Linked DNA regions of Mus musculus: regions 1, 2 and 4 are each linked to region 3. A link is a loop called in an ENCODE intact Hi-C map of the cell type or tissue named here. Cell type or tissue: heart. All regions are shown on one strand. Region 1 holds the start of Spin4 (spindlin family, member 4). Region 2 holds the start of Zc4h2 (zinc finger, C4H2 domain containing). Region 3 holds the start of Amer1 (APC membrane recruitment 1). Region 4 overlaps Las1l (LAS1-like (S. cerevisiae)).

The links. A loop is a pair of places that touch in the nucleus more often than their neighbours do. Peaks named below come from ENCODE experiments on the same cell type or tissue, not always from the same donor. Only the 100,000 strongest peaks of a DNase experiment are listed, where the experiment ranks them.
Region 1: it touches region 3 in a loop (7-fold over the local background); 2 of 42 quality-filtered maps call a loop at or near these places.
Region 2: it touches region 3 in a loop (3-fold over the local background); 8 of 42 quality-filtered maps call a loop at or near these places.
Region 4: a loop joins it to region 3, with 4 times the contacts of the local background. A loop is called at or near these places in 4 of 42 quality-filtered maps.

What each region holds. Positions count from the first base shown.
Region 1 is chrX:95,022,118-95,030,117 of GRCm38, reverse strand. It overlaps Spin4 (spindlin family, member 4), which reads left to right and starts at 3,436. Exons shown (of 1, transcript NM_178753.4): 1 at 3,436-7,611. The coding sequence starts at 3,924. The coding sequence ends at 4,673. In heart, no CTCF peak of the experiment used is centred here; a DNase peak (open chromatin) is centred at 3,367; H3K4me3 peaks cover 1,811 bases; H3K27ac peaks cover 1,629 bases.
Region 2 is chrX:95,654,739-95,662,738 of GRCm38, reverse strand. Zc4h2 (zinc finger, C4H2 domain containing) reads left to right here and starts at 4,230. Exons shown (of 5, transcript NM_001003916.2): 1 at 4,230-4,487. The coding sequence starts at 4,435. In heart, no CTCF peak of the experiment used is centred here; a DNase peak (open chromatin) is centred at 4,268; H3K4me3 peaks cover 1,772 bases; H3K27ac peaks cover 1,275 bases.
Region 3 is chrX:95,440,880-95,448,879 of GRCm38, reverse strand. It overlaps Amer1 (APC membrane recruitment 1), which reads left to right and starts at 4,040. Exons shown (of 2, transcript NM_175179.4): 1 at 4,040-4,222. In heart, no CTCF peak of the experiment used is centred here; DNase peaks (open chromatin) are centred at 3,919, 4,559 and 5,279; H3K4me3 peaks cover 2,816 bases; H3K27ac peaks cover 2,271 bases.
Region 4 is chrX:95,946,588-95,954,587 of GRCm38, reverse strand. It overlaps Las1l (LAS1-like (S. cerevisiae)), which reads left to right. Exons shown (of 13, transcript NM_152822.3): 4 at 1,285-1,366; 5 at 2,399-2,680; 6 at 3,232-3,278; 7 at 4,142-4,251; 8 at 6,733-6,818; 9 at 7,515-7,721. Among named protein-coding and RNA genes, the nearest start is that of Las1l, 6.4 kb to the left of the region's middle. In heart, a CTCF peak has its summit at 3,604; no DNase peak of the experiment used is centred here.

The sequences.
Region 1 (8,000 bases), 420 kb after region 3:
AATCCCCAAGACAAGACAGGAAACCAGCTGGGCAAACTCCAATCTCTGCATCTCCATGTCTGATGTCAAAGCTCTCTTTAGATCTCCAACTCCTTTTTCATCTTTGTTGACTGCAACAAACAACTTCCTTCTGGGCTCCACTCCCTGTTAGCAGCTTTCCTCAGCATATAGCCCACGGCTCTGACATCTGGAATATCTTGGGGTCTCCAAGGCAACTTCAATGTTACAGCTTCTTGTTTCAATGTCTGGCATCTACACATGATCTTCTGGGCTCTTCCAAAGGGCTGACATCACTTCTCTGGTTCTGCCCTCTTTAGCATTCTAAGCTCAGGTTGATCCACTCCACTGATGCTTCTGTTCTTGGTGATCATCCCACGGTACTGGCATCTCCAATATGCTGGGGTCTTCCGCTGCATCTAGGTTTCACCAATAGCCTCTCATAGGCTCTCTCTTCGTGCCAAGCCTCAACTCCTTTACATGGAGCCTTCAGTCCTGAGCTGTTAACTACAACTGAGGCTGCACCTTCGCCAATATCCTTTCATGGCCTATCACTGTGCCAAGACTCAGCTGCTCTTCATGACCTTCATACCACCTGGGTGACTATTAAACATTACCAAGTACAGCTGCAGCAGGAGGTACAACCTTGACTATCTCTGGAACACAGCTTCTTTGTGCTCTCAGAAAACACTTCCCAGTACCAACTTCTGTCTTAGTTAGGGTTTTACTGCTGTGAAGACACCATGACCAAGGCAACTCTTATAAAGAACTTACTTATAAAGAGCTTACAGCTTCAGAGGTTCAGTCCATTATCATCAAGGTGAGAACATAGCAGACATGGTACAGGCAGAGTTGAGAGTTCTACATCTTCATCTGAGGGTCTTAAAGCCCATGCCCACAGTGACACACCTACTCCAACAAGGCCACACCCACTCCAACAGGGCCACACATTCTAATAGTGCTACTCCCTGGACCTAGTGTATACAAACCATCACAGCACCCATACATGATAATTAACACAAAGACCCACAACTGGACAATGTGCAGAAAATGAGAGATTTTAGTGTACTCTGTCCTAAGTGGCATGCCTTTATCAAACACTCTCCTCAAGGCTCAGGGGTCTATGAGGAAGATGTGGAAGAAAGACTGTAGCAACCAGAGATGGTAGATGATTTCAAAGAGATTGTGTCTTTAAGGTACAACAGGACTGATAGATGTATAGACTCACAGAACTATGATAGCACAAACAAGACCTGCTCAGGTTCAGACCTTGCAAAGTCTCAGCATTTAGAAGGAGAGATGGACATTAAATCCCATCCCTAACCAAGGAGTTACTTGCAATTGGTATCTGCTGAGAAATGGAAAATCAGTTTTCTCCAATAGAGTGTCACTGGGTATATAAATCATACTTCAAGACAGGCCAACATAAAAGAGACTCCATGTTTTTGTGTATGCTTTTTTTGTCTTATTGTTTTTGTTTGTTTGTTTTGATTTGTTTTTTTTTAGAGAGAGCATAATGTTGGGTTGGGGAAATATGATCCAATTATTCTATATTTAAAAAAAATGAATGGAACCACAACTTCAACTTTTGGATTTCAGGGAGGAAAACAAAAATAAAGACGAGTTCAATTAATCAATTCATATATGAAAAGGAGAGTTGTATTAGTTACTTTTTCTGCCTTAGACTATTTAGGATAAATGAGGAGCCATTGAAGGAATATTAAGAACAAACAGTGTGGGTTAACTGAAGTTCTCTGGGGGAAAAGCCACACATACGTTGAACTTTGTACATGGTTGATTAACTGACTCAGTTATGAGTATAATGGAGGAGTTCAGCTGTCGCAGTTCCAGAGTCACATTATCTTAAACTATCTTCACCCTCACCCCACCCAAAATGGTCATGTATTGTTCAACTCTGTGAGTGACCTAACCATTCTTCCGGCTATTAGGTAAGTTCTTTTGGAATGTGTGCACAGATCCTCGGCTTTCACTGGCCCAAAGGCAGGGAATGCTGTCAGATAGTATCTGAAGCCTACTGCAGAAGTTTCTCCGGTTTGCTATAACACGCCTACCCAAGGCTTCCCCTGATGCCTTTTAAAAGTTTCCTGATTTATAGTTCTCTTTGTTTTGCTGCTATAAAAATTTCATGAGGCCAGTTGGGTAAGAGGCTTATCTTACAAAGGAACTTGTGGCATAAACCTGTGGACTTGGGTTCAATCCATTGAATTCAAGTAAATGTGGAAGGAAAGAAGTTACTACACAATGTTATCTTCTGATTTCCACTTTTCCACTTCTGCCCCCTTCCAACATAGACACTTCATGCACACACAGGTTAATAATAAACAGCAGCGACAACACCAACAAAATTCCATGAAACTGTTACCACATTGGAACATAGAACTTGGGGTAACCTAAAGTTGTGGACCTTGGTCTTGGTCACTTATATTTGATTCTAGAATAAACCATCTTTTATTTTGAGATGAGAGCTGTGTTCTTTATGTTCACATATGGAACCATTAAAAATTGTGTTTCCAGCCTGGCATGGTGGCGCATGGTTTTAATCCCAGTACTTGGGAGGCAGAGAAGGGGGGGGGGGCATATCTCTGAGTTCGAGGCCAGCCTGGTATGTAGAGTGAGTTCCAGGACAGTCAGGGCTACCCAGGGAAACCCTGTCTCAAAAAACTGAAAAACAAATCATGTTTCCAGCATATTTAATCATGACAGAAACTACTCGTGATATAAGTGACAAAGTAAGCAAAAAAGGTATAGAAATATAAAAGTTGCTCTCAAATGCATAAGGTTATAGAAAGATATATTAATAAGAAATCAGCTTAATAAACATTTTGATGTTTGCCTGGTTTGTATGGCTAAAGTTAGTTTTGTTTTGCTTTGCTTTTTATTTCACTCAGTTTTAGAAAAGCAAATACCAGCATATTTTCCTTCCACTTAGAAAAACATACTAAAAATCGTTAGGACGAATGATCAGGTAGAAAATATAAAGGAGAGTTTAAGTTAACATGGTGGACTGTGCACGACTTTTCCCCAATCCCGCTTCAAATTTCTTAAAAAAGAAAGAAATTGTAGATTTGTTTATACAATTTCTCCCACCCCACGTATTTTTTTTTCTTTCTTTTTCACTTTTCTTTTCTTTTTCTGCTTGTGAGGAATTCCTGGAAGATAGAAAGCAGATGGAGCCTCAGTGAAGTATGCAGTTGGGCAGCAGACAGCCTGCAGGGGAGGAGGGGTGTTGTACTGTCTGGTTCTGGTGGGAATGAACCGGCTGGGGGGCCACGGGAGTAAAGGAGAGAGCCTGTGTCAGTGTGGCTGCCCCAGGAGCGGAAGGCAGGACGGAAGCGGGAGGGGTGGAGGAAAGGAGAGGGCGGGCTCAGAGGAGGAGGATTCCCTAAGCAACAAAAATCCCGGTTTCGCAGATTGGCCAAGCTGACAAGCGCTGCCAAGACCAGGCCGCGCAAAGCGCAAACTGCTGGGAGACGTGCTACTGCCTGCACTTTCGTGGCCGCGAAACATCCCTGTTATCTCCGGTCCAGGTTAACAGTCCACTTCTTCTCTGTTGCCGTTCTGCGACCGCAGCAGCGTTGACAACAGCTAAGTGGCGGATTCTGGCTGGGACGTGGGCTTGGGAGTCCGGGAAGGCGCCAGGGGCGGACAGAACGAACCCGGGAGCCCGCCATCTCTCTGGAGCCATCACTATTGCAGTCACCCCTCCCTGAAGGAGGAAAAAAGCACTAGTGAGCGGCACTCTCTGTCTCAGTTCCCAGTCAGTTAGCTCTTTTCTGACAAAATCTGAAAAGAGGACTGATACAGTCTCTCGGATCGCGAAAAATATCTGCCGTTGGACACTGCTGACTGTTAGTCAGCTTGTTAAGCAAAGAGCAGCTTTACTTTGGCCACCGAAGCCTCGAGCCATGTCTCCTCCGACTGTGCCTCCTACTGGGGTGGATGGTGTGTCCGCGTACCTGATGAAGAAAAGGCACACTCACAAGAAGCAGCGCCGTAAGCCCACTTTCCTCACTCATAGGAACATCGTGGGCTGCCGCATTCAACACGGCTGGAAAGAAGGCAATGAGCCCGTGGAGCAATGGAAAGGTACTGTGCTCGAGCAGGTCTCCGTGAAGCCCACTCTGTATATCATCAAATATGATGGCAAAGACAGTGTGTACGGACTGGAACTGCACAGAGATAAGAGAGTTTTAGCGCTGGAGATTCTTCCTGAGAGAGTTCCTTCTCCTCGCATTGACTCTCGCCTGGCCGATTCCCTGGTTGGGAAGGCAGTGGGACATGTGTTCGAAGGTGAGCATGGCAAGAAAGATGAGTGGAAGGGTATGGTGTTGGCGCGAGCCCCCATCATGGATACTTGGTTTTACATCACCTACGAGAAAGATCCGGTCCTCTATATGTACACCCTGCTGGACGACTACAAAGATGGTGACCTGCGTATCATTCCAGATTCCAACTACTACTTCCCTGCAGCTGAACAGGAGCCTGGGGAGGTGCTCGACAGCCTTGTGGGCAAGCAGGTGGAACACGCCAAAGACGACGGGTCCAAGAGAACTGGGATCTTTATTCATCAGGTGGTAGCCAAGCCATCTGTCTACTTCATTAAGTTTGATGATGATATTCACATTTATGTCTATGGCTTGGTGAAAACCCCGTAAGTTTATAGACCTCTTTGCGAAACGTGTGGAACTATCAGAGGATAAATATTTTATGTTCTCAAAATTAAGTTTTTCTGAGGTCAATTTTGAGGTCAAAAGTTCTGGACAGTGGCTAAATCTTATTGTGCCTCCATATCTTATATTGACTGTTTTCCAGTTCTGACTCAAGTATATGTTGGTACTTTTGTTCTTTGTTTTATAATTGAAATTTTAAATTGGCTGCTAAGAAAAAAAGAGAAGTGTTTGGATTCACCGAAACAACTCAAAAGTAGATAAACTGTGCAACGTGGCTTCTGCTCCCTTCCCCCTCTTTCTAATTCTTCCCCTTAGTTTGAGAATTTGGCATTTTTCTTGGGATGTTTTCCCTGCTCTCAAGCAGAAACTTCAATGTAACTTTTGTAAAACTGACTTCCATATGATATGGTTTTTGATAAATGGCACAGTCAGTCTCTGTCCGTCACTCTCATACTTCCTCTCACCAGTGTTCACAGTCCATACAGATGTGCCAAAAAGTATCCATTCTGGTATTGGTGGGCATTTATTTCCTTTTTTACTCATAATGATGTTTTATTGTATTAAGGTGCTCTTATTTCTATAGAAGTGTTATGTAGGTGTATATTTAGTTTTAAGAACTATTGCAAGGTTGCCATCCACTGGTCTTTGATGTTTGCAACGCTGACAGGTAGAACGTTCCATGGGTTCCTGATTATTTGATGTTTACCTGACTCAATGAGACTTATTTTTTTCTACTTGGGATATTTCTCTTTTTTTGTTTTGCTAATTCCTATTCTTTGTTTCTTGTCTATATATACATATATATATTCAGTTGATATTTTCCATGTAAAGTTATAGGAATTTCTACAATGAAAGTACATTTAATCTTTTTTATTTCATGTGTTAATGAACTTTATATTGTTATTAATCTTTATTGTTCACTTTACAATTTTAAAAACTTAATTTTATAATTTTTAAATGTTTATGTCTTTTATAAATTTTTAGTTTCCTATCTTCTTCAGACAGGTGTCCCTAACCTAGGTCATACCAATATTCACTTGGTTTTTCTTTTATAATCTTTATTATATTTAAATTTTTATCTACCTGAAATTCATTTTTGCATATGCTAATACATAGGGACTCAACTCTAAATATTTTGCATTACATATTCTACTGTAGAAATTACTTTTTAAAAAATCACTCTTTTTCAAATTTCTGAGTGAAAGTTAATTTTAAACATAATACCAGACCATGAGTTTCAGAAACTGGAATAACAAATTCCCTTTCAATAGTTGTTTTTCTTTCTTATTATAATTTATCCTCAACATTCATCCTTTCAAGAGAAAAAAAAACAATGCATTTTATTGATATTTTGAAAGGGTCTGATACTTATCAGAATTGCATCAATTTTCTGTATTCTTATATACAAGAATAAAATTAATAGTGATATTCTTACCACACAAGAGATTTGGTAGATCATTGAAATATTTTTATCTTGTTTTCATAACATTTTTTCATATAGGTCATTCATATCAAATGGAATTTATTTTTGCAGTTATCAAATTTTGTAATAAGTTGAATATTTTTCCATCTTATAAGTAACTTTTTATTTTTATCAATAAAGCAAATCTACAGATTTTATATTTTTATCTTTTATCCAATGAGTTTATTTAATCCTATATGTTACATTGGATGTTAAATTAGAAACTTGGATTTTCTTGATATATACAATCATTTTGTATGTAAATACAGATAATTTTATTTCTTCTAATGCTTATACTTATTAGTATAACATTAGCTGGATTTTCCAGAGCAGTGTTATGTGATGATGATGGCAGACATGCCTTTTTCTATTTCTAATTTTTATGAGAATGACTTTATTGTTTCATGTGTGACTTTGTTGTTGATTGTTGGTAAGTAGTTATTCATGTTTAGAAATTCCTTCTGTTCTTGTTTTTATATAGTATTACTATTAGAAATGTCTCCTTGATTTTATCAATGTCTTTTCAATATCCATTATTAAACATATAGTTTTTTTAATTTGTTGATGCATGATTTATTAGAAAGCTAGGTACTTAGTATTACAACAAACCTTTATTTCTGGAATAAATCCTACTTGGTTATGGTAAAATAGCCATTTATTATTTTGTCGTATTTTATTTACCAATAATGCACTTATACTTGATTTGCATTCCAAAGTAAAATTACAGTTTTAGATTACTCTTTGTATTTTTAATTGAATTAACAGACAACAGGTTGTGTCTTTTTTTCATAAGCTGTCTCTATGAAGCTTTGTCATTAAAATTCTATTAGCTTAAAAAATGACTGAGTAAAATAGCACTAGAAGTTTTTTTTTTTTTAAGTTACCTGAGACTAAGCTATAAAACATTGAAATCCTGGGAATGAATTTTATTAGGTATCTTTAATGCATTCCCTGATATTTTCTCAGTGGCAATTGGCTTTTTCAGACTTTTTGTTACTACAGAATATATATTTTTCTGTCATTTACAGAATATATATTCTCTGTCAATTACACACGAAGTTGAAAGCTGCTTATATTATAAAATTTGCTGATTATTTTTATGTGCTGTATGTCATTATGTATTAGCCCAGTTCAGAAAATGTAATAAATTCATCAGCTATAATGGTAGTATAATTATCTTTGTATTCTTTTATTTACTAGAAAAATGAGGAAAAAATTAAAAAAAATGAAAGATGTGAAAACATTTGTTTACCTCCCCTCCAAATTAGCAGATATCTATACTTTGACATGTTTACTTTAAATGCAGATTTATATTGCAATTGGTCAGTATTAATGGCTAATAAATTCATTTGCAACTACCACACCACCTCTTCTGCAGAGGCGAACACTGTCATGAATTTGGTGCTCATGTTTTATATATTTACTAAAAATAAATTATGTACAAATAAAACTATAACCAATAATAGTAGTGACTTTTGTGTTTTCTAATAATGTTCACATGAATGGCCAACTTTATTTTTATTTTTATTTTTTATGTATTTTTATTGGTTATTTTATTTATTTACATTTCTAATGTAATCACCTTCCCGGTATCAGTTTCCCCTGCACAAACCCACTATCCCACCCTCCTCCCCCCACTTCTATGAGGGTCCTCCCACACACACCCACCCACTCTCACTTCACCACCCTCCTATTCCCCTACACAGGGGGCATCAAGCCTACACCAGGCCAAGGGCCTTCCCTCCCATTGATGCCAGATAAAGCCATCCTCTGCTGCATATGAGGCTGGAGCCATGAGTCCCTCCAAGTGTACTCTTTGGTTGGTGGTTTAGTCCCTGGGAGCTCTGCGG
Region 2 (8,000 bases), 210 kb before region 3:
TGTATCTGAAGACACTATTTATGCCACTGAAGCTGGAGAAATCAAGGTGGTGCTCAACTAGAAGCTTCCTCTCTACTGTCTAGTGTACATGGTGCTCAAAGATACTATGCACACTACCAGATAAGAAATATAATGATCAGTATTACCCAGCTGCAAAACTTGTGACTCATAATAACAACATGGCTGTAAGGTATACTTATATAATAATTTTATAAATATTATGGTATTAACCAACCACTTTTCTACTGGATTTAAGGACCACTCCATGGATTAGAACCCATACATGAGACTGCTAATATGTTTAAGAACCCGAGATTTGATAGTTCATGGGCCCTAGTTTGAAAACATACTGCTATTATTTTGCTAAAGAAACATAGCAATAAACTGACTCTTAATTGCTATGGCCATCAATACTCCACTCAGTCGTTTTTAGAGAAGGTTCCTCTTGTAGTAGACTGAATTAACACAGAGACCTCTACAACTGGATAATGTAAAGAAAGTGAGACATTTTGGAGCACTCAGTCCTAAGTCAGATGTCTTCATCAAGAGCCTCTCTTCAAGAATGTAAGAGCCAGAGGTGATAGATGACTGCAAGAAAATACCATCTTCCAAATAGAACATGAATTGATGTACATTTAAACTCACAGAGACTACATGCATAAGACCTAAAGAAGTTCAAGTCAGAAAAATTTCCTAGCACAGAGAAAGGGACAAAGGCACGAAATTCCTTTCCTCAGAAGCTATATTCAATTGATAACTACAGGGAGAAAGAAAAAAATCAGTTTTCTCCAATGGTGTGACATAGAGTATATCAATCACATCCCATGTTTAACAGTTGTCAGCCAACACAAAACAAGTTACCATATTTTCTGGATTCCTTTGTTTGCTTTAGTTTGGTATTCTTTTTTCCTTTTTGACTTTTGCTTGCTTTGATTTTTTTTTTCTGAAAGAAAAAGAAAGAACATTGAATTTGGGTGGATATTGAGGCGGTAAGCATCTTGGAGGAGTTGAAAGAGGGGATAGAATGTGATTAAAATATATTGTAGGAAAAAATTTAAAGCCAATTGTTAGAGCACCGTCTATAAATGAAGCCATGCCAGGAGAATTCTCAGAGACTGTGAGATAACTGCAAGGAAACAAGATAAACGTCTTAAAACCTCTTGTTTTTCCATAACATGATTTGGTTTTCTAACATGCTTTCGTGCCTCTCCCAGGTGTAGTAAATAGTGGGGTTTGCTTCAGATTATCCATCATCTTACTTTTGTCATTCAAAAATGTTTCCAAGGACAGGTTGGTCTTGTGACTGTATACAGCCTAAACTCCGGTGAACCTTACTTATGACTTGCTTAACCCCCAGAATATAAATCGCCGATGCCCTGAATAAAGTTGGCTATTGCATGAGACTTTACCTCATTTTTAGGCCCCACTCTCCCAGGTTTATGTCAACATTTTTAAAAGGATGGATACATTTATATTAAAACCTTAAAGACTAGGCCCCCTATGTACTTCTTTGGAAGAGCACTTGTCTATTATACAGAAATACTGAGTTCCATTCCTAGCATGGCAAAATTGTCAAACAAATTGGGCAAAAATAGAAACAGTTCTTCTAAGTTCATTCTTGAACTACTTCCATATATGTCCATCTACAACGACCACTTCTCCCCCAAATAATGCTACCTCATATTGAAAAGTACTTTATGTTCATCCAGGAACCTATTTGGATTTTATTTTCCACCTTTTTTATTCAAACTATTTTTATACAACATATGCTGAAGTTTCCACTCCCTCGATTCCTGCCTATCCTTCCCACCTATATTCACACTGTTCACTAGAAGAGTCACCCTGGCGTCTACTTGAAGTCCATCACCAACATAGAACTGATAATTACAGCACAATTAGCATCTGCTTACAGGCATTCTCCCTTAACACCTACAAACTTGAAACTTTCCCAGGAATCCCATTTATAGCTAACTGATACGTACTGAACACCTTGTGTGCCAAACTACAATGAATCTTATTACTTTATCAGACTATAGTTCCACCCAAGTGAAGTAGCCACTTCACTTATCTCACTTATGGAAAACTGAGAAAACAAATGGTTTCTTAACCTTTTGGTATGCTATCTGAGAGTCACCAAAATGGTTTTTATGGCTAATGCTAAAACAAATAATCGTGACTCTCTAAAGGAGTCTATGTGTATATTTGGGGAAATCTCATTTTCTTTGACTTTCCTTTAGAAAATCCCATATTCATATTCTCATGTGTGCTCTAGGTCTCTTCTTGAGGACCTTTCCTCCTTAATATCTGTCTTAGTCAATGTTCTATTGCTGTGAAGAAACATGACCATCCCAATTCTTATAAAGGAAAGCGTTCAATTGGGTCTTACTTACAGTTTCATGTTTCATTACCCACATGGCAGAAAGCATGGTGGCACGCAGGCAGATGGTGGCTGCAGAAGCAGCTGAGAGTTCTACATCTGGATTCACAGGAAGCAGAAAGAGCCTGGCTTGAGCTTAATGCCATTCCATAAGGACTGAGCATTCAAATACAAGAGCCTATGGTGGCCATTCCTATTCAAACCACCACAATATCTTTCACGAAATCTCTAATTCTGCTTCCTGAAATTCCTCTCTCTAGTAAATCTATGAATTGCAGTTTAGTAAAGTACCTCAAAGATTCGGGGCCCTCAACAGGCAGCTGAGAGGGACAATGTGGAGGTGAGTCTTGTTAACTTACCTCTCACACTCCTTTCTGAAGCCTGGCTTCCACGTGAATCTATCTTCTTTGAATAACTAATACCCTCTTACTAGCTTTCATTTTCTTTAACTCTAAACTTTGCTTTCACTGGCATCTTCTCATATCACCCCAATTTAATTGCTCCTGTGCTTTTAAATTATTTTACTTTAGAATTTAGAGATGTAGCTTAGTAGTGGAGTACATGCTAAGGATGTATAAGGTTCTGAGTAGAATTTCCAGCACCAAAAATTGATATATACTCTAAATATAATTGCACATTATTTGGCATACAGTAAGCACAAATGCATACTGAATAACTATGTGCCTATAGGATGAATTCCAAACTCTAATCTGACACTCCATGGTATTTCAAAATCTGGCTGCTAGGGAATGAGCTTCAGTTTTGTTTTGTTTTGGTTTTTTTTTTCAGGGATGCTGATTCCATAATACTGTCCATGCTCCAGTAGATGGCCCTACACCGGTGCATGCACGGGTAGCACCAAAAAATGGCTTAAAGGAAGAATGCATGAATTTAGGAGGGAGATAGTTCTGGAAGGGATAGGAGAGTAGCAACTTGGGAGTGAATTTGATGGAAATACACGGTATAACACATAAAATAGCCAAAGAAAACATTCTAAAATATTTTTAAAATGTGTCTACAATCTATCTTTTCTTGATACAGCTTCTACTTCTCTCTCTAATATACCACTTCAAGAACCCTATATTCCAGGCACTTTGAACCACTTGCCCTTTGCATTCTCCATGTAGGCCATTGCTTCCATGAAATCTCACTCTTCTCTGGAAAACTCTTAGTTTTAAAAACATATTAACACCTTCTATGTTCAGGTTTCACTGATTATCTCGGCGTTGTGACAGCTCTATTTACAATATACTTCACTCTCTCCTTCACAAAGGCTACGAACTTGCTTTTATTTTCTTTGCCTCTTCAGGGCCTCCCTCAGTAAACCTTTCATTGACTGGCAAAGTACAAGCACACTAATAGTTCAGTGGATGAGGAACCAGAAGGAAAGAGGTCCTTCCTCCAACTCGGTTTCCTGATTTTGAAGAGTCCCCTTTTTCTTGTTCAGCCCCGTCTCCGCCGCTCCCCCCGCCCCGGTTTTCAGTTCCAGTCTATTTACATTTCAATGTCAAAGCTACAAATCCCTAGGTAGCATCTAGAAAATTTGACATCTAGGAAGCTAAATCACCTACAGTTTCTCTCCAGCCCAAGGCATTCTGTAATAAATGATTTCTTAATTTGTTGACAGGGTGGGGTGGGGGTAGGCGTGAGGCCCGAGTCCGAGTCTTGTGATAAAAGGTATGTTTCTCATCTTCCTAGCTGCTTTCGAGAAAATTTTCTCCATTTTGCCGCACATTGGTAGGGCAAATATCTTCATTCCTTTGCTTATAATCTTTGACATAATTATCAGTGACATATTGATTTAAAGTGCCGCTACAGGAACTGGAACAGGAATGCTTTGCTTGGCCTTCTGGGAGTTGTAGTTCTAGAGGCACCCGGGTTGCCTGGCTGGCCCCGGAACTGTGGACTACAGCTCCCAGGCCTTCTCTAAGCCCTTACCACACAGGCTCAAAGCCACAAACCAGTAGGAGGTGGCTGTATTGTATCTATTGTATGCCTTGGCTGGTGCATTTTTTTTTTTAAACAATTCCCTGGACGTGAAATTGAGAGTGAAAAGCATGGCAGATGAACAAGAAATCATGTGCAAATTGGAAAGCATTAAAGAGATCAGGTAAGCGGGTCACTGCTTAATGCAGCATCCTTCCACTCTCCTCGATCACCCCTCCCTTCCCAGGCATCCCTGGGAGCAAGGAGTACTGCTTGTTGTTGGTTTGTTTTTGTTTTTGTTGTTGTTGTTTGGTGAAAACTATCTATTGTTGGGCTACTTGCAAAGGGAATCAGGAGCTGGAAGGGGGTCCATTCATCACAGACTTAATAGATGAGGTGAAGAATGAAGGGGCTTGGCTAAATTGAAATCAAGTCTAGAGGAGGTAGTTGGTGGAAGTGTGTGTGTGTGTGTGTGTGTGTGTGTGTGTGTGTGTGTGTTGTGTGTACCAGGAAGAAGGGAAGAAGTGGAGATGGCGATGTCTTCCCAGATGTAGCTGAGATAGAATAGAGGTAGAGGGATAAACCAGGACAACTAAATGTATTTTTTTTTTTAGTGTTCTTTTTGTTTAGAACAAGTCGCTTTTTGCTTCTTGCTTTATAACAGTTGAGAATGATTTTTCTGTCAGCCTCATGACCCAGAGCTTGAGAAAGCCTTTTGAAAGCCAAGTTTAACTGGCCAATTCATTCAGTTTGCAACTTTGCTGTGGCTGTAGTCTGAGGATGCTGATGAAGCTGGGGAGTGGGCTGTTCTTATTTGCCTGTAACTCTTTCACCACTTTTTTTTTTCCTATCCTGGGGTTGGAAGAAGGTTGTGAACTATGAGGATGTGAACAAGAGCTGGAGGTTTGGCAAACTGAGAATTGTCACACCTCCAATAGGTTACTCAGTGAGCAAGTTTTTGATACTGCAGTGTTATTCCCGCCAAGAAAACAATAATAATTCAAATGCTGACTATGTTGGCCTCCCCTGCTGTGCCTAACTCCCTGAATCTGTAGTGTTTTTCAGACATATGGAAAAAGAAAGAAAAAGGACATAGAGTGTATCTTTTGTTAAAAATTAGGCCATATAATTTAACCCTGACAAAATTGACAATAGATTTAACCTTTGTGGTATCTCTGCGGGATCTACACATGGTGATGGTAGTGAAGAATCTTGGTTTCTTCTTCCTTTTGGAGGGATTGTGTGTTTTTCCTTTTGCAAAGTAAGGAAATGATCATTTATTGAGCCCCTGTTATGCCAGCCCCTCCCCCATTTCAATCCATTTTTGCAAGTTCCCTGTGACCTTTGTCATAAGTGGAAAAATGGGGGTCTGGAGAATTTGAGTGAGTTCTTATATTCATGAAGCTTAACAATGCTACATTTTCACAGGAATTGAGTCTGCCTACAAAGGCTCTGTTCTTCTGTTTCCCACTGAAGGTCTGCTGCTGTCTTTTTCTACAAAGACATCAGGAGATAGGAAATGAGATTCTTTGGTGCAGAAGAATGCTAAGGATGAAACTAATGAAAAGCTTAGACCTTTGAATAGAGGGTCTCTAACTTCAGTCTTCTCTTCATGGACTTTAAAATAAGTTTATCTTATCCCCAGAAGTGGACTATTTGGGATCAAGGTCATTAATCCCCAGTGAAAATAGACCCTTTTCAGTGGAGAACAAGTCAGGAGCCATGACTTCTTTTCTCAACCAGGTTAGATAGTAGAAGGAGAGATTTAGAGAGAAGGCTGAAGTTCCACTCCAATAACATGAATTTCCACTCCAATAACACTTGGTTGTTAAGAAAGATCCAGTGTAAAAGCTAGATTTCTGCTGAGAGTATCACAAGGCCTACTAAGACAAAAGATTTAAGTAAGATCCAGAATATCCAACTTTTATTGAAAAATTTCACGCTGTACCAATAACTCTTCGTGAATGAAAAACTACATAGATATCAATATTGATAAATCACAGATTCAGAATAATATAACACGAGTTTTAAAATATACATCATGTAAGTGCCTCTGTAAACAACTGCAACACCCTGGGAGCATTTAAACATACAAAAACCACAATGCAGAGAAACTTCGGACTTTTAAACAGTGTTGGAAACGTTAAGGACTACAGAGACTTTTGGAGTTGGAGTAAATGACAATTTGTATTTTTCTTGTCACCAATCAAAGAGCCAGGTATTACAGTGTGTTGGTTTCAATGAGGAAGTTCCCAATAGGCTTGGGTATTTGATTCTTGGTTTCCAGTTAATGGTGCTATTTGGAGTGATAGTATAACACTGCTGGAGGAAGGGCTTTGCTGGAGTAGCAGGTTCGAGGACTGGGCATTACCAATTCTCTCTGCTTCCTGTTTGAGGTTGCTTCTTACCTTCCTGTCCTTGCTGCCTGCTGCCATCTCTCTCCTGCCATTATGGACTTTCCTTCTGAAACCATAAATCCAAATACATTCTTCCTTAAGTTAAAGAAAATTACAAACCACAGGAAATAGACAAGTACCAACAGCAATAAAAACAAAAGAAGATGCTAAAGGGCATCTTTAAAACAACCTTAAAAACTCAACAGATAGGTTCAACTGTAAGACAGAGAAGACGGAAAAAAAAAATGAGGCAGCTTAATCCTAAAGCAAGAGAAATCACGGTGAGGTTATTACTAAGTTTAAAAATTGTCCTTGGACAGGAGAAACAGGACCGGAGAAATAAATAGTTGGGAAAATGAGGACTAATATTGTTCCTTACTGAAGAAAAACAACTTCCAGATTCAAGAAGCTAATCAAACAGTAATAAGAGTCAACTAAATCTACTCCAACACACATTATAATCAGACTTCAGGAAAAGTAGGAACAAGAAAAAAATTCTTTTAAGGAAAGCAGCTGAGAAGTAGCAATCCCCTAATTATATATATGGGGGAAAAATAGAAAGGCAATTTCCTTAACAGAAAAAATACCAAGGACTTAGTAGAGAGTACAGCATGTTCAAGTGCTGAAGGAAAAGAGCTTCCAGAGTAGAATCCTATGTGCAGTAATATATTGTATTTCAAGATAGAAGACATTCTCAAGTGATGGAATTATCAGCAGGGGTAGTGCAGAAGGGTGACAAAAATATTTCAAGTAGAGAAATAAACAACTTTGCAACACCAGGAAGCACAGAAGTACCAAGCAAAAACATGATAGAAATGACTACTTTTTCTTCTGAATTTTCTTAACAATGTTTGGTGATCAAAGAAAATTTGTGTTTTTATATTTTCTTTTTTATTATCACATATTAATGTATAAAAAACTTCTAGTGACATTGCACATATGTATATAATGTACTTTGGTCATATGGACTGCTCTTACACTCGCTTGTTCCCTATTCTCTGGCCCTCTTCTTCCCCATCAGACCTCTTATAGGAAACTTTCTAACATAATTATAACATAATCTCAGTGTATGCACATGAATACTTATGATATGTTTTATATATATATGAATAAAAATAAAACAGATAATATATTTCACTAAAGTTAGTAGTATGTTAGGAGATACTGATTTTATATATATATATATATATATATATATATATATATATATATATATATATATATGGTGTTTCTCAATGCAAACACTAATAATATACAAGGAGATGTTCTTAAAAGTATAAAGAAATAAACACAAAATGAAA
Region 3 (8,000 bases):
TGGGTGGGTATGGGGGACTTTTGGTATAGCATTGGAAATGTAAATGAGCTAAATAACTAATTAAAAAAAAAAGTGTGTACCACCACTGCCCGGCAATGTATGCCTTTTTATAGGTGAGTTGTGTCCATTAGTATTGAGAGATATCAAAGAGAGATGACTGTTGGTTCCTGATATGTTTATTTTTGTAGGTGGTTTTATGAGCTTGTGGCTCTCTACTTTTGACTTTGTTGTGATAAGCTTAATATCTTGCCCTTTCTTTGATGCAGGTATCTTCCTTGTGTTGGAGTCTTCCCTCCAGGATCCCTTGTAGGGCTGGGTTGGTAGATAGATACTGTTAGAATTTGTTCCCCCCCCCCCTGGAATATTTTGGTTTCTCCATCTATGTTGATTGAGAGTTTTGCTGGGTATAGTAGCCCCATCTGGCATTTGTGTTTGCTTAGTGTCTGCATGACCTCTGGCCAGGCTCTTCTGGCTTTCATAGTCTCTGTTGAGAAGTCTGGTGTAATTATGATAAGTCTAACTTTGTATTTTACTTGGCCTTTTCCCCTTGCAGTTTTTAATATTCTTTCTATGCTCTGTGCTTTTAGTGTTTTGATAATTATGTGACAAGAAGATTTTCTTTTCTGGTCCCATTTATTTGGTGTTCTCTAGGCTTCTTGTACCTTTATGTCTATCTCTTTCTTTACATTGGAAAAGTTTTCTTCTGTGATTTTGTTGAAGACATTTTCTGGTCCTTTGGGCTGGAAATCTTTGTTCTCCTCTATTCTGATTATCCTTAGATTTGGTCTTTTCATTGTATCCTAAATTTCTTGGATGCTTTGGGTTAGGAGTTTCTTATGTTTTGAATTTTCTTTGACAGTTGTGTCAATCTCTTCTACCTTATCGTCTACACCTGAGATTCTCTCTTCTATCTCTTATATTCTGTTAGTAATACTTACACCTATAATTCCAGACCTCTTTCCTAGGTTTTCCATTTCCAGAAAACTTCCACTTTTAGGTCCTGGATAGGTTTATTCAATTCCTTCACCTGTTTACCTGTATTTTCCTGTATTTCTTTCAGTGAGTTATTGATAATCCTCCTTAAAGGACTCTATTATCTTTATGAGATAGGATTTTAGGGCAGATTCCTGATTTTCAGGTGTCTTTGTCTATTCAGGGCTTGCTGTGGTGGAAAACTGGGTTCTGATGATGCCCACATATGTTGGCTTCAATGCTTATGGCCTTGTGCTTGCCTTTCACCATCTGGATATGCCTGGTGTTTGTTGATCTGGATGACTGTCTGGAGTCTGCCTCTTTTGTCCCTGGGTTGCTTCAGGTCTCCTGTTAGGCTTGCAGCCCTGGCTGTATCAGACCACCTGTGGGGTCTTCCAACTGGGGGGCTCTTCCCAGGGGCAGAGAAGCTGCTGCTCTGTTGTGCTGACTGCAGTAGATCTCCTGGGAGGCCTTCAGCCGGTTGGGTCTTCAGTGAAGCAGTTAAGGTGTTATCCAACTGGGCTGAGTGCAGCTGATCCTTAACTGCTCTGAGTGCAGTGGATCCTCAACTGCTCTGAGGGCAAAGGGTCCTCAAATGATCAACTGCTCTGAGTGCAGTGGGTCCTCTAGGGTGTATCACGATATAGAGTCTTCACGGGAGCAGACCAACTAGGAGTCTGTCCCAGCAGCAAGGACAAGGCAGAAGAGGTGGAAGGGACAGAAGGAAGGTGAGTGGTATTCGGGAGGGTGGGGGCTTTGGTAGATGATGGGGCCCAAGTCCACCAGGCTCCCAGAAGCAGCTCTGGGACTGGGGGAGGGGGCATTGAGGGGGGTTTCTTACCAACTGCTCTGAGTGCAGTGGTTGCTCTAGGATGGATTGAAATATGGAGTCTTCACAGGAGCAGACTCGCTCAGGGCTTTTTCAAGGCCACAATCTGGTTGTTTTGCACATGTTCTCACATCCAGGATTGTCTTGTCTTTTGTTTCCCTGGACTCCATATTTTCAAACTATCTTTTCCAAATAATAATCTTGGTCTAATTAAAAAAAAAACAAAGCAAGAATCTGTTTGAAATGTGAGCAAGTTTCAAATGACAGAGACACAGGTTAGCAGAGTATGATAGAGTATGAATAGGAAATACGGCATGTCCAGCCTAACAAATGAGAATTGGGGTTTTGCAAAGCTGGAAAGCAGAGATCCAAGGAAATGTTATAGTCCGGCCATTCAAAGCAGGCTGGGGGAATGATTTCTACAGCAAAGCTATACTGAGTTAGCAGCAGGTTGCCATTCAATGTTTACTGAGATCCAGGCCTAGGACTCTGATTCTGATTCATATTGCAAATTTTTGGTGAAGATATCTAGAATCTCATTGAAGGTCATGAAATATTATAGAAAGGATTGAGTTGAACTGATCAAGTTTCTTACCTCTTTGGGAAAATCGAATAATTGGCTCCGATGGGAGACCAGGTTGGCCAAGGTCTCATAGCAAGTCTGAGGCAGAAAGAAGAGTAGATAGATGCCAGCCCTTAACAGCCACAACAATTCCTTAGCTTCACACAGGCAGTGGCAGCAGTCCACGTCTCACTAGTTCAGCTTCTGTGTATTTACAAGGTAGACAAGATCCAACAGGGCAACAGGTGACTATTCATTGGGGGTTGGAGGTGGGGACTGCCATTGTTTTCTAATCCTTCTCTGATCCTCACCCTCAATTCACTTCTCCCTCCCCTTTTAGACATTGAAGGAGTTTTCAAGCTGGGATTTCTGTACATTCCAGAGCTGGTTATACAACCGGATTCTTTGTTGCTCCAGCTCACCTGGCACTGGCAGTTACTAATGCCACTTAATGTCTTTAGGCTAGTTAGAGGCCTAAGCTCAGCTGGCCCGTTGCCACATTCCAGACACAGTAGCCTGTAAGGCTGGTCTGACAGGCCTCCTCAGTGTTCCTCAGTATGACCTCTGGTTAGGGCTCACACAAAACTTCTTTCCCTATCTAGAAAAGGGATCTGCACAGACCAGACTCACAATTGATGAAGTGTGCTCTGGAGATCTTTGTTTGTTTAATTTTGCTTTTGTTTTTGGAGACAGGGTTTCTCTGTATAGCCCTGGCTGTCCTGGAACTCACATTGTAGACCAGACTAGCCTCAGACTCAGAAATCCGCATGCCTCTGCCTCCCGAGTGCTGGGATTAAAGGCATGTGCCACCACTGCCCGCCTGGAGATCTTGAGAATCATTCCATGTTCGTTGGAAGGTATGGAATTTAGGTGAGAGGCCAACTATTGAAATAGTATACTCTAAAAACAGTTATTTTCCTAGGGAAGAAAAGTGAAAGGTACCCTGAAAGGTAAGTATAGGTCTATATTCCAAATATGTCCCAGTTACTGGCAGTCTAAGTAACGGAGGTGAAGTGCCTTTTCCCAGGCAGCACTGATGGTAGTTGACCTCAATCTTGCCTTCCCTAAGAGCCTGGGGCAAGCAAGGAAAGTGCAGGGCTAAGGAGCCAGGTGGTGTGGGGGTGGGAGGACCAAGAGGCAGGTCACTTTCCTGACAGGTGATTTCCTCTCTGGGAAGACCAGCCACCTGGCCCTGCTGCCACTCTTAATAATTAGCCAACCATGGTGCTAAAGGTTTCTGCAGGCCCCACAATCTCTGGCTCCTTCCTTTTCTCCCCCACTTCTCACAGCTAGTCTCGAACTGAGTGGAGAAACTCTTTGGTAGCAACCTGGGAGCAGTAGCGCAAAAGCACCAAGTTAAGGAATGAGGAATGTATGCAAAATCGAAACCGAGTTCCAAGAGTCTGGCAAGTCCCATTTGGGCGGGACTAGCTCCGGGAGTAGGGTGTGTAGCCACGCTGAAACCCGCCCCGCGTGGGAGCGGAAGTAGGGAGTCCCTGCAAGGGGTTCGACAACCTCTCCGCCCCCCTGCCAATACCACGCCCGATTTATTTGCATTTAAAGAGAGAAGCACCAAGGAAAACAGTGGGCGGGCGAGGGCATGCCTTCCAGCCGTCATGATTGGACTGTATGCCTGCCAATCATATCACGGACGTCCCACCCTATAACTGTGGAGTCCGGGGTGAAGGGGGTATGGGGGAGCTGCCCAGAGCCTGGAGAAGGGTAGTCGGCGCAGAAGACTGCTGTAGTCCCGGTGAAGGCTGCGGCAGGAGCAGTGGTGGCGTTCTCAGCAGAGGCTCCAGCTCAAATCGGAGCAGCGCAGCAGACAATAAACAGCGCTGGGAGCTGGACCTGGCAGGGTAAGCATTGCACACAGCTAAGAGCCATCCTGCTGAAGGTCTAGTGCATCCCCGCGTGCTCCGCTCTGGTCTCCTGGACTAGGGTTTCCAGAGCCTGGCTGATCGGAGTCCCAGCCTCTTGCTGGTCTTTCTTTGAACTCGCTTTGCGTACTGTCCAGCGAAGGGCCCAGCGGCCGTTAGTCTTTAGGGTCCGGGCGACCGTGGCTGGGGGGTGGGGTGGGAGGGCCGGAAGGCGGGCGGACTATCCTGGGCTACGCCTCTAGGTTGTAATGGGAGGCTGGGATGGGCCCACACGTGCTGTTGCGTGGTTCCGGGAAGGGCGCCGCTAGCCAGCACCCGGAGAACGCATTTGCAGGCCGGGAACTCCTTATCTTTGTTTGTAGTATATTTTCTGGAACAGCTGTTAGGCCGGTGCTGCTCACCCGCGAGGCCTTGCTGTGGCCCCTCCCCTCTGCGGTGCATCTCCTATGTCTCTCCTCTGCAGAGGAAGCTGGCGCGCTCGCTTATGGCCAGACTGAGACTGGCTTTAGGGTGGATTAAGATATCCACAGTCTGTTCCTCCTCAAGGGAGCACAGTTGGGTTTCTGAACTTCCCACTTATCCTGGAACCTTGGTCCTATGGTCCCAACCAGCCGCACCCCCTCCTGGGCCTCCAGTCTGTCGTTTGGCTCCCACCCCCATTGCAGGCGGGCTGGACCAGGAGCTCTTACTGGCCCTTGGGTTAGAGCTGCAAGGCCGCTTTGTTGCCGCCCCCACCCCCTACGCGCCTCTTTTCCCTTGTAGGGCATAGGGCGCGTTTTTTTTTCTTTTTCTCTCCAGCCTTTGGTTTAAAATAGCAATAGGCACAATATTGTGGGGGGATTTCCCTGCTAGAGGCGGAGGGGGCCGTCGTTGTAGTAAAGAACACACAGTATATATAAGGCAGACAAATCCTACAACTTCTCAGTTACTTAAAATACCCAGCCTGCCAGACTGCTGTCATTGTCTGCTGCAGACACCTCTGACACTGGTGACCGCCCAAAGGCGTGATTTCTCCTGAGCTCCCCTTTGAGGGGCTAAGCTTGCCAGATGAGCCATGGGAGGCAAAGGCGGCAGCGGGACTAATACAGCAGGACCATCCTCCCTGTCGCTGGACTCGCCTTGAGAGAAGTGTAGACAGCCCTGTTCGCATATGTCTTCTGCGTCTCTGGCTGGCCTGCCTCAGCAACACTGGTATGGACTGGTCTCCGGGCACTGCATTGTTGGACTTTCTGTCCTACCATTGGAGATTCCAACAAAGCCCATTCCTTCGAGTGCCCTACTCTGTGCACCACTCTGGACTATTAAGGCATTCCTGAAGAATAAGAGAGGGGATTTGACTAAGGGACTGTGCAGGCTGGACAGCTTTATAGTGGGGCATTGAGACCCAGTAAATAAATCTCTTACTTTGTAACGTTAACATGGGATATCTATCTATCTATCTATCTATCTATCTATCTATCTATCTATCTATAGATATAGCTATATAGACACACACACATACACCCAAGCTAGGATTGGGGATACCACATTATTTTCACCCCTACCTAATTGACCAGACCTCAACACATCTTTGCAGCTGGTCTTTTATTTCCAGCATCTGACTCTGCCCTGCTTTGACTTCAGTCCAGCACCTTTCCCACACTCAAACACTCTCATCCTACACTTGTCCAAGTCCCTCCCTTTCAGGCCTCAGTTCTCAACCAACTTTCTCTTTGGGGCATTTCAGGCTGCTTCTAGATGAGCAGACCTCTTGGAACTCCTGTACAGTTAAGTTTCACTGACTCTGCTTTGTTTCCCTTATATAGGTATTTAGGTTCTCTCAGAACCCTCATAGGGGTAAATAAAGCCTAGGCCTCAGCTACAACCCTCTAGGATCCTAGATTTATAAAGCAATTAATGAGTGAATGTTCCAGAAGGACTTTCTGTCTTTGTAGAACTTTAGAAAAGACCTTTATCCTCCCAACTTGTGTTTGCCTTAATCCATGAAACATAAAGTAAACGTGCCTAAGGCTCAGATATGGATATAATATACCTAGTGTGGGTGGAAAGAGGGATTGGGTTGCTACTACATTCAAAAAGAAAGTCATAATTAGTTCCCTCTATTATCAGGGTCTGGACTGCTCAAACCCTGGAGCTCTGCATACTTTTGGTTGCTGATTCATGAGCCTACAGGCAAAGTGCCATGGAGAGATCTCTCTCTCTGCATTTAGAAAGCAGCTGGGAAGTACAGGAGTTTGGTAGAGAAAGAATAGACAGAATGAGAAATGAAAGGGAGTGCCTGGCAGGCAGGGTGAGTGGTGGAGGTGGCATAACTCAGAGGTGCAAAAGAGTTTAGGACCCAGTGGTGGGAACTGCCAAACATCAAGCCTTGAAATGGTGATCTAATCTTTTTAGGCGAAGATCTTTAGATCATTGAACAAAGGCTGGTCAGGGTCAGGGGTTGGGGGTGGTGGATGCACCTTCGAACCAGCGATAAGAATGGAAGGGTGTTTGATTGTTTGGGGGTATTTGTATTGGGGTAATTTGGGGTTTTGTTATTATTTTGAAACAGGATTTCACTAGGTAGTCCCAGCTGTTCTGGAATTTGCTTTGTAAGCCAGTGCCTTTGAATTCATCGATATTTGCCTGTGTTGAATGCTAGGATTAAAGGGGTGTACCACCACCAGCCCAATAATAGAGTTTTTGAAAGGGTTTTTAAATGGGGTCTTAGAGATTGAAAGCATCCTACAAGTTAGGTAGGTAACAGGTTACCTCTAAAGTTCTAAGTAGAGGTGTGGGGAGGGGCATGCTATCACAAGAGGGAAATTTCACACTGTAAGATTCCTTTTGGCATTTCATAGGTTGGGGAGGAGCACCTGGGCCTAAATACTTATTTGCTAAAAGCTAGAGAAATATCCTTCAGGCCTCTTTTTACCCCCCACATCTCTCAGCTACACAGGTTTTTGTGTGGACTAGCAGTTAAGCCCCCTATGGTCATAGATGTGGCCTAGAAAGCAAGCAAGACACAGCAATTTGAGGAGATACAGCCTATTGCTCTTTTGTGGTAGTCCTTTATGTTGTGCCCAAGGTCTCCAGGAAGCACCACTCAGTCAGTGCACATTTGATGAACTACTACTCCCTCCTCCCACTAGCCTAGTCCTTAAAAGTGAAAGCTGCCTGGGTTTATGTGGCAGTTGCATTCTGGGAACACTTTTTTTTTTCCTCTCAGTCAAGAGATTAAGGCTTGCAGCCTGCTGGGGGCTGGAAGTATCTGGAGAAGGGAAGTATTTGGGAAAAGTTGGCACCTCAAGAACTGTAATATTTGCACTCAGTGTATGGAAGAAATACCCCTGCTTCACTAGTCCAAAGAAATAAGGAAAACAGCAGCAGGCTTATCTTCTCATGAGTTTACTTGTAGAACCTTTGCTGTCTAGGGGTCCTGATCAGCTTTGTTTTCTCTGCCTGTTAAATAATTTAAAGGCAGGAAAAATCTTGAACATGCAGCTAGCAGTGGGAAAATTCTGGAACACAGCACAGAGGAGCAAACAGCAACACAGTGCTTGTAAAGAAATGCTTGTATGACATGTATGAAACATACACAGAGATACACACAGCAAGCATGCACAGGGGAAGACCCATCACAAGATAGAGGGGTACTCAGGGAGCCAGAGCTCAGAGGCTCCTTAGGGGCTTCGTTTTATTTATTTGGCTTTTCTTTTTGTTGTTGTTGTTGTTGTTGTTGTGTTTTGGTTTTTTTTTTTGTTTTTTTTTTTTTCTT
Region 4 (8,000 bases), 510 kb before region 3:
ATACCAATCTTGACTGGGCTGAGATCAAATCTTGAAAAAGTTTAATTGGTATTTCCTTTTTTGTTTTTTTGTTTTTTGTTTGTTTGTTTTTTTCAAGTCAGGGTTTCTCTGTGTAGCCCCAGCTGTCCTGGAACTCACTCTGTAGACCAGGCTGGCCTCAAACTCAGAAATCCACCTGCCTCTGCCTCCCAAGTGCTGGAATTAAAGGTGTGTGCCACCACGCCCCGCTAATTGGTATTTCCTTAATGACTAAGGCTGTTAAGCACTATTTCAAATATTTATTGACCATGCATGTTTCTTTGGGAACTATATATTAGTACATTTATTGATTAGGTGATGTTTTATTGTTTAATTTTTTTGGATTCTTTATTACTAATGATCTGTATGATATACACTTGGCAGATATTTTTCTCGAATTTTCTAAGCTGTGCTATCTCTTTGCTCTGTTATTTTCTTTGATGTGCAGAAACTTAAAGAATGTCATGCAATCCATTTGTCGAGTCTCAGGATTATTTCTTGTGCTGTTGGAGTGGAGTCCATACCGGAAAGGTTTTGACTGGACGGTTGAATGTCCGGTTTTAAAGAGGATTGCTCCCTTATTTCTCCTTACTTGCATTTCCGTGGGCTTGGCTGGCTCTGCTAGTTTGCAGTGGCCCAGTGAAAGTGAGGAGCCTGACTATGCCACTGGCTAGGGACACAAAAGAGTAACAGTCGAATGCCTGCCCTCAGGGAGCCGGCAATCTGAGGAAAGAAACAGCTCACCCAAGCAGCAAAATAAATAAATAAATAAATAAATAAAATAAAAAAGCCAGCTATCTCTGGCTTCAGTAAGTAATCTGAGGAAAGAAACAGCTCACCCAAGCAGCAAAATAAATAAATAAATAAATAAATAAATAAAATAAAAAAGCCAGCTATCTCTGGCTTCAGTAAGTATGTTAGTTGTATATGGGTTTGATGGCAGATGTGTTCTCAAGCCTGAAGAAAAACTTGCTGGAGCTCTTTTGAGAGGCAAGGAAGAATAAAGGTACCTAGGAAGAAGGAAAAGGCAGAGGGAGACTGAGAAGCTTATTCGTAATGCCCATCACAGACAGCTCTTAGAGGAGAATGGCTGGGGGGTGGGGGGTAATTGCCTTTTCTCATGTTAAGACTTCTTCCAGTGAGCAGTAAAATATAATCAGGAACCTTGGATTGTAATCTAAGACTGGAAACTTCACTGGGATGGATAGCCAGGGTGATTAATTCCTGGGTTTCTGCAAGCTTTATTATTTTCTCATGTCTAATTAGGTGAACATTCCAGACTGGATTGTTGAACTTCGCCACAACTTGACCCACAAGAAAATGCCCCATATAAATGAGTGCCGCAGAGGTGAGTGCTGTGGGTGTGTTAAGCTCATGGGCCCGGGCTGGGTGGCATTTGGGGAAGAGGAACAAAGAGGAGGATTATACTTGGTGTCAGCACCAGGTGAAATATAGTATAGACTGTTTTTGGTTACAGTATAAGGCTTGGCTTTCACAAGCTTACTGATCATAATGTGTAGCCTTTTCATAGTGAAAAAAGTCCATGTGGAAAGTATGAAAAAATGAAATCAGGATTAGTATTACCTTGTTTAATATGGCTTGGCAGTGTACTATTCTGGTTCGTTTTTAAACCTCAGAGTTATTTTTATTGATGTACGTGAGTGTGTGTTTGCTATTTGTATATGGATGCTGAAGGCCCGGAGAGGTTGCTGGGTCACCTGAAGCTAGGGTTACCCGCAGATGTGAGCCACCTGCTCTGGGCATTGGGATCTAACCCTGAGTTCTCTGCAGGTCCAGCAAATGCTCTTTGCTGCTGAGCTGTCTCTGTAGCCTCTGTTATGGTCCTCTTTGCTGTTTTAATTATAGGGTATTGCTTTCCTCTTCAGTCTGCCTCTGTAGGTAGTATAGTAGTCTGAAGGGGTGAGTTGAGAGGTATGAACCAGAGTGTCATGAACTCAGGCATTCTTTTTATGCTCATTTCATCTCGATTAAAAATCCCTGATTTAGGCTCTTCCCTTGTAATCAGGAAACTGAGATCTAGAAAAGGGAAAGACTTGGTTAAGGCTGTGTAAGTGGCTGGTATACCTAGGTTTCAGTTCTCCCATTTACCACCCCTTGCTTTATTTGACACCCATGTCTCAAGCCAGGATTATATCCGCACTCCCTCAACCCCCAGGAAAGATACCAGTGAGCAGGAGAATACAAGAGAGGATATATGCAAATATATGAGATTTGAGCCTTAGAGCCACGTCTCTTCCTTAGACTTTTCCTTTATGCATACAGTATGAGAATAGAGGCTAAGAGAACTGGGGACCTGTTAATTACTTGTCCATAATTGGTCCTATGGCATATCTCTTGAATCCACCCCTGCCTCTTCTAGGTTGCTACTTTGTCCTCAACTGGCTCCAGAAGACATACTGGAGCCGTCAACTGGAAGGCAGCCTGAAAGAAACCTGGGAGTTGGATGAGGACCAGCTAGATGCAGAAGATCCTGAAGAAGAGGAACGTGAAATTATTGCCGATGATGTACTTGAAGAGATACCAGAGCCTCAGGATGATGACAAAGATGAAGAGTTGGCTGTCGAGGATGATGCAAATACTAAAGGCAATGAGGAGGTGGCTTCTCATCCAGAACCATCTTCAAGACACAAGGAGTTGTATGGTAGGTATTTGTGGGGCAAAGAGGGGCGCATGTGCCGCGAGCACGGAAGCTTGAGGTCAGTACTGCCTTTTGTCCTTGATAATTTATTTTCTGTATGCTGTGGTGGAGTTCCAGCATTAAAAAAAAGAAAAAAAAGGGGCTGGTGAGATGGCTCAGTGGGTAAGAGCACCCGACTGCTCTTCCGAAGGTCCAGAGTTCAAATCCCAGCAACCACATGGTGGCTCACAACCATCTGTAATGAGATCTGATGCCCTCTTCTGGTGTGTCTGAAGACAGCTACAGTGTACTTACATATAATAATAAATAAATCTTTAAAAAAAAAATCACTGTCACAAACTATCTTACGGGGAGAGTTTCCATGGTGAATGGATATTGTATTTGCCTCACCATCTTTTTTGAGTTATATGAAGTAAATAGGGAAGGAATCTGATTGTTGTTCAATTGTTGAAGCAATTCTAGTTGTCAGCTTATAGCTCAAGGTACAGGAAGCTCAGATGCCCAGAGAGAATGAGAGGCTAGGCTTCCTTCATTGTTTTTCATTCTGGTTTCAGAGAAAGCGCGAGAATTGCTGGTATCCTATGAAGAGGAACAGTTTAAGGTTAGTATCCTTGGTGCGATATGCTGTCACCTGTCCTAGCCATTTCTTCCCTCTTGCCAGCTGCCTGAAAGAGACGTCTTGAGAAAGAGTTTGAAAGTGGCAAAACATGAGGGAAGTTCTCAGAGAATTTGGAAGAAAAGTGGCAAAGCATAAAGGTACTTCTTGGAGAGGGTGGGACCTAGGAAGGAGACCAGCAGAGTCTAGTCAGATGATCCTGTGAACTGATGGAAGAGAGCAAGCAGATAATGAAGTTCATGGACTTCATTTGCTCGGATGTAGAGAACTGGGAATGGGGTATAGCTGTATAGCCCTGTGATTCTCAAGATGACCAGCAGGTGGGGTGTAAGAGTCCCTAATCAGATGAGACTTAAGATGTACGTTTTGTAGAAAGCCTTGGAAACTATTTAGGTTCTTTTCTCCCTTTTGCACTGACAGATTGAAACCTTGGATGACGAAAGGGACAGATTCAGGGTTATATACATAGTTTATGGCAGAACTAGGATGGGAACCTGGGTCTCAACAATTCTCCTTGCTCCTGCAACTCATTTCTCCTATTTTCTCCTTAACCCTTTGGCCCAAAGATCTCTGCTCATCTCAAACCAAATGTTTCCAATTGGCACCTGAGCATCAGAACTTCTGATGTTTGGGAGCCACAGAGGATTTGGAGTGGGGAGAGCGGGAGAAGGAGACAATCTAGTTCTTTTTACTTGTTGGGCTTATAAAGGAGTTGTGGGCTCACCATGCATGCTTTGTCCTGTTCCCTTAAGGACAGTGCTGAGGTCCTATGAGAAGGGATCCTTGAGGGGTTTGGGGTAGGGTCCTTGGCAGAGTCAGACTTCTGATTGGACTCTTTTTGCTGTCAGGTGCTGGAGAAACACAGGCATTTGCTTCAGGCTATTAAAGTGTGGAATAATCTTTCCCCACGTGTACAATGTATCCTAGAAGAACTCAAGAGCATTTCATGGGAGAACAGGTTTGTAACTTGGTAACTCAGGGTTGCCTATTCTCTACAGTAGAGGGTAATAGCCTCATTGAAATTGGGTGTCAAGACAAGACATAGTTGGTGATGTAGATCTGTAATCTTAGCTACTTTAAAGGTTGAGTAGACAGATTGCAAATTTACAGCCTGGGCTACAGAATGAGTTCAAAGCCAGTCTGGGCAGCTTAGTGAGATCCTGTCTCAAAAATAATAGTTGAGGGGGAAAAAGAAAACTGGCTGGGATCATGCTTGCCTAGCATGTACATTGCCCTGAGTTCAATTCCTAGTAGCAGAAAGAGAGCCGTTGTCATGTTGTAGCTAACTGATTTCTCTTGTAGGAAATCCTAGAGTTAATCCTCCTCCCCTAAGCGGTGATTATGTCTTCTGTATGATCTGCCTCCAACCCTGCCAGCTACCAGGTTGCCTATTGAGAGTTACTGAATAACCAGCTATAAATGCCTGTAGTCATGCAGTCCCTGGCAACTTTTTCCCTCTGTCACATGGAATGTGACAGACTTGACAAATAGAAAAATGCTTTTTGATATATAACACTTCCCCACCTGGTCTGTTTTTTTCAAACAGCTTTTGGAAGATGTCAGCATCTTTTGGGTAATCCTGGCCAGGCAGATAGAGGACAGGTCTTCTTGGGGCATGGCTGCTGGAAGCTAGGCTAGGTTCCCTCCTCTCATTATGGCTGTGTGTTGCCCTGCCCACAGTGTTCAGTTCAAGCAGAGTAGGCAAGACTTGCTGCTTTTGTGTATTCTGCCTAAGTTCAGTTTGAAAGGTCTTTGGAGAACTTGCTGCCAATAAGCTGTGGAAGAAGGCTTGGGGGTGGAATGGTCAGTGGTAGAGCAGTGGCCTAGTACGCACAAGGCCTTATTTTGACTCACAGTGCCAAAAAGAAGATAAAAGAAAAAACTATGGAGGCAATGCTGGCCCTACAGTAAAGGAAAGTTAAAAGAAATCTAAGATACAGAGTTGCAAAGAATCTATACTAGATCTGATATAAGTGAGTTTGGATGAAAGCTTGCCATGTAAGCTGGGACTCCTCTTGTTTTCTTGTCTTTATTCCCAGAAGACTAGTCTCAAAGGTAATGGTGCTGGGTTTTTTTGTTTGTTTGTTTGTTTTGTTTTTGAGACAGGTTTTCCCTGTGTAGCTGTGGCTGTTGTAGACTAGGCTGTCTTGGAACTCAAATATCAATTTACCTGCTTCTGCCTCCGCAGTGCTTGGATTAAATATCTATACTCCACGATGCTTAGCTCCAAAGACATTTCATTAGAGTTTACCCATGCTAGACTTGTTAGCTATACCCTTCAGCAAAAGTTGGAGGGACAGCTTCCCCAGCAGCTGGGAAAAATTACTTCTGTGCGTAGTAACTGCCTTTGCTTGCTGAGCAGGCAGCTGGTAGGTTACTTTACGTTTTAGGAGTTTTATCTGAGGAGATGAGGGATGAGTGTAAGGACAGTTGTTTTCTCATCTTGCTCTGCTGGATAGATAGAAGGAGCTGACCAACTGTGTTGTCATCCCGCTAGATACTGGGACATCTTGAAAGCTTGACTCCTGCTAGACCTAGTCAGCTAGGAGAGGCTCTTAGCAAGCCAGGAGCTGGAGACTTCGCTCTTGCTGCTTTAGGTTTGAGCTAGCTGAAGTTGAGAAGTCTCCCCTGTTGCTGATGTTTCCGACCCCTCTGACTTTGATTTGGGTTATCTGTGAGGAAGCCTGAGTCATCTCCAGACAAGCAGTTGCATACCTAGTAGTTTGACCTCTAGGATCGAAAAGAAGGAGGTAACCAGTGTGAAGGCTAGAGAAACGGACAGGAGAAACAAAAACAGTGCAGGAACTGAGGTCTAAAAGCACTTGGCCATCTCAGGCGTTTCATTTCTTCTGTCAGTCTAGGACTTTTATGCTGTGATTTGAGCTGTTTAGTCACCTCTGCTCTCATTTCTGGGACTTAGATCACCACATGCTTCATACATGAGTGTTTAAAGCCTACTGACTCCAGACTCTGACTCAGTCCCTGTCCCAGGAACCTGAAGCCTAATAGCTTTGTCTTCTGATTACTCTCTACCACTGGCACTTTGGCCATTTGAACCAGAGCTATTAGCTGTTCTTGAAGTGTTGCAGGAATAGGTGTCTTTTTGTCGGTTTCATTCTAGTGTGCCTTTTCGTTTTCCTTCTTGGTACTGGGAATTAGACTCTGGCCCTTATGCACAATATGTTAAGTCTTGTACCACTGAGGTACTGCCATATTCCAGACCCTTAAGTCATTTCAACTTTAAACAACCAGTGAGGCAGTCCAGCCTATTTGGAAAGGTCACCTTTTTTTTTTTAAAGACTCATTTTTCTATATTACCCAGGGTGGTTCTGAATTTAATAATGCTCTCGCCTCAGTCTCTGAGTGTCCTGAGTAGCTGGGACTAGACTATAGGCATGTGCAACCATGCCTCTCTAAACTAACTGTTTATTTGCCTTAGGGATGCTGTGCTGGATGCTTTTCTAGATGATGGTTTCCTCATTCCTACGTTTGAGCAGTTGGCAGCTTTGCAGATAGAGTATGAAGGTAGGGTCCTGGGTGTTCACTGAAACCCTAGGGTTCTGTGTTTCTTATGTGCGAACTCCAGAAGTAGGCTGGAGTGTGGGGTGGGGTGGGGCTGAAATGTCAGCCCTTTTGGCTGAACAGAATAGGTAATCCTGCTGATGTGTCCTGGGACTTTTCTAGGTGGCGTTGAATCTGTTAAGGTGGGTTGGAATGGGTAGGTGGGGTTTCTTAACACTGTTGTTGTGCCTTGTCAAATATGATTTAGCCACTAGCTAGAGAGCTAGAACAGCAGCATTGGAGGGGCCTTGAGAGGTCATCTAGTCCAACATCCTCATGTTACAGATGGTCAAACTGAGGTCCAGAAAGGGGAAGTTACTGAACCAAATTCACACAGTGAGTTATTGACGAAGCTGAAGTCAGAAAGAGTTCTTTCTTTTATACTTGGTTTTGTATCAGTTGTTGTTTGCCAGATACTAACTGGTTTCTCTTTCCCGCTCTTCTGCTCTCCTGCTCTCCTGCTCTCCTTCCCTCTTGTTCTGCAATGGCAATTCTTGTTGTTTGAACTTGGGCGTGTCTGTTCTCTCTCTTTGGTGTGCAATTTTTTTCTTTTCTTCTGCCTACCCCTCTTGCTGGCTTGTTTTGGTGCTCTCTCATTCTCTTGATCTTGGTCCCATTGCCCTTCCCATCCATCATCAACTGGTATCCGTCACAAACCAGAAAACATCGACTTGAATGAAGTGTTGGTGCCAAAGCCCTTCTCTCAGTTCTGGCAGCCCCTGCTCAGGGGCCTGCACTCCCAGACCTTCACGCAGGCCCTGCTAGAGAGGATGTTCTCCGAGTTGTCTACCGTGGGGAGCACTGGGATCCGGCCTACCTACATCCTTAGATGGACCGTTGAACTGATCGTGGCCAACACCAAGACTGGTGAGGAAAACTAGCCCTAGTCCCGGGGGCCAGGCATCCCAAGGAGAAGCATCTGCCAGTGTCCTCAGCTCAGCCTTTTAAAAGTTTACAGTTGCCAAAGAGTGCTGCGGGAATTAGAAAAATCTCCCTTTTCCTTTTTCTTCTCAATGCCACAGAAAGGAGGCACTCTGGATGCTTTGAGTAGTTAGAAATGACAGCGTGGGAATTTGGGGAGATGAAGAGAGATGGAGCCTAATCCCTTTTGAGGTTGAAGAATGGGTGAAGGACCCACATGCTTCT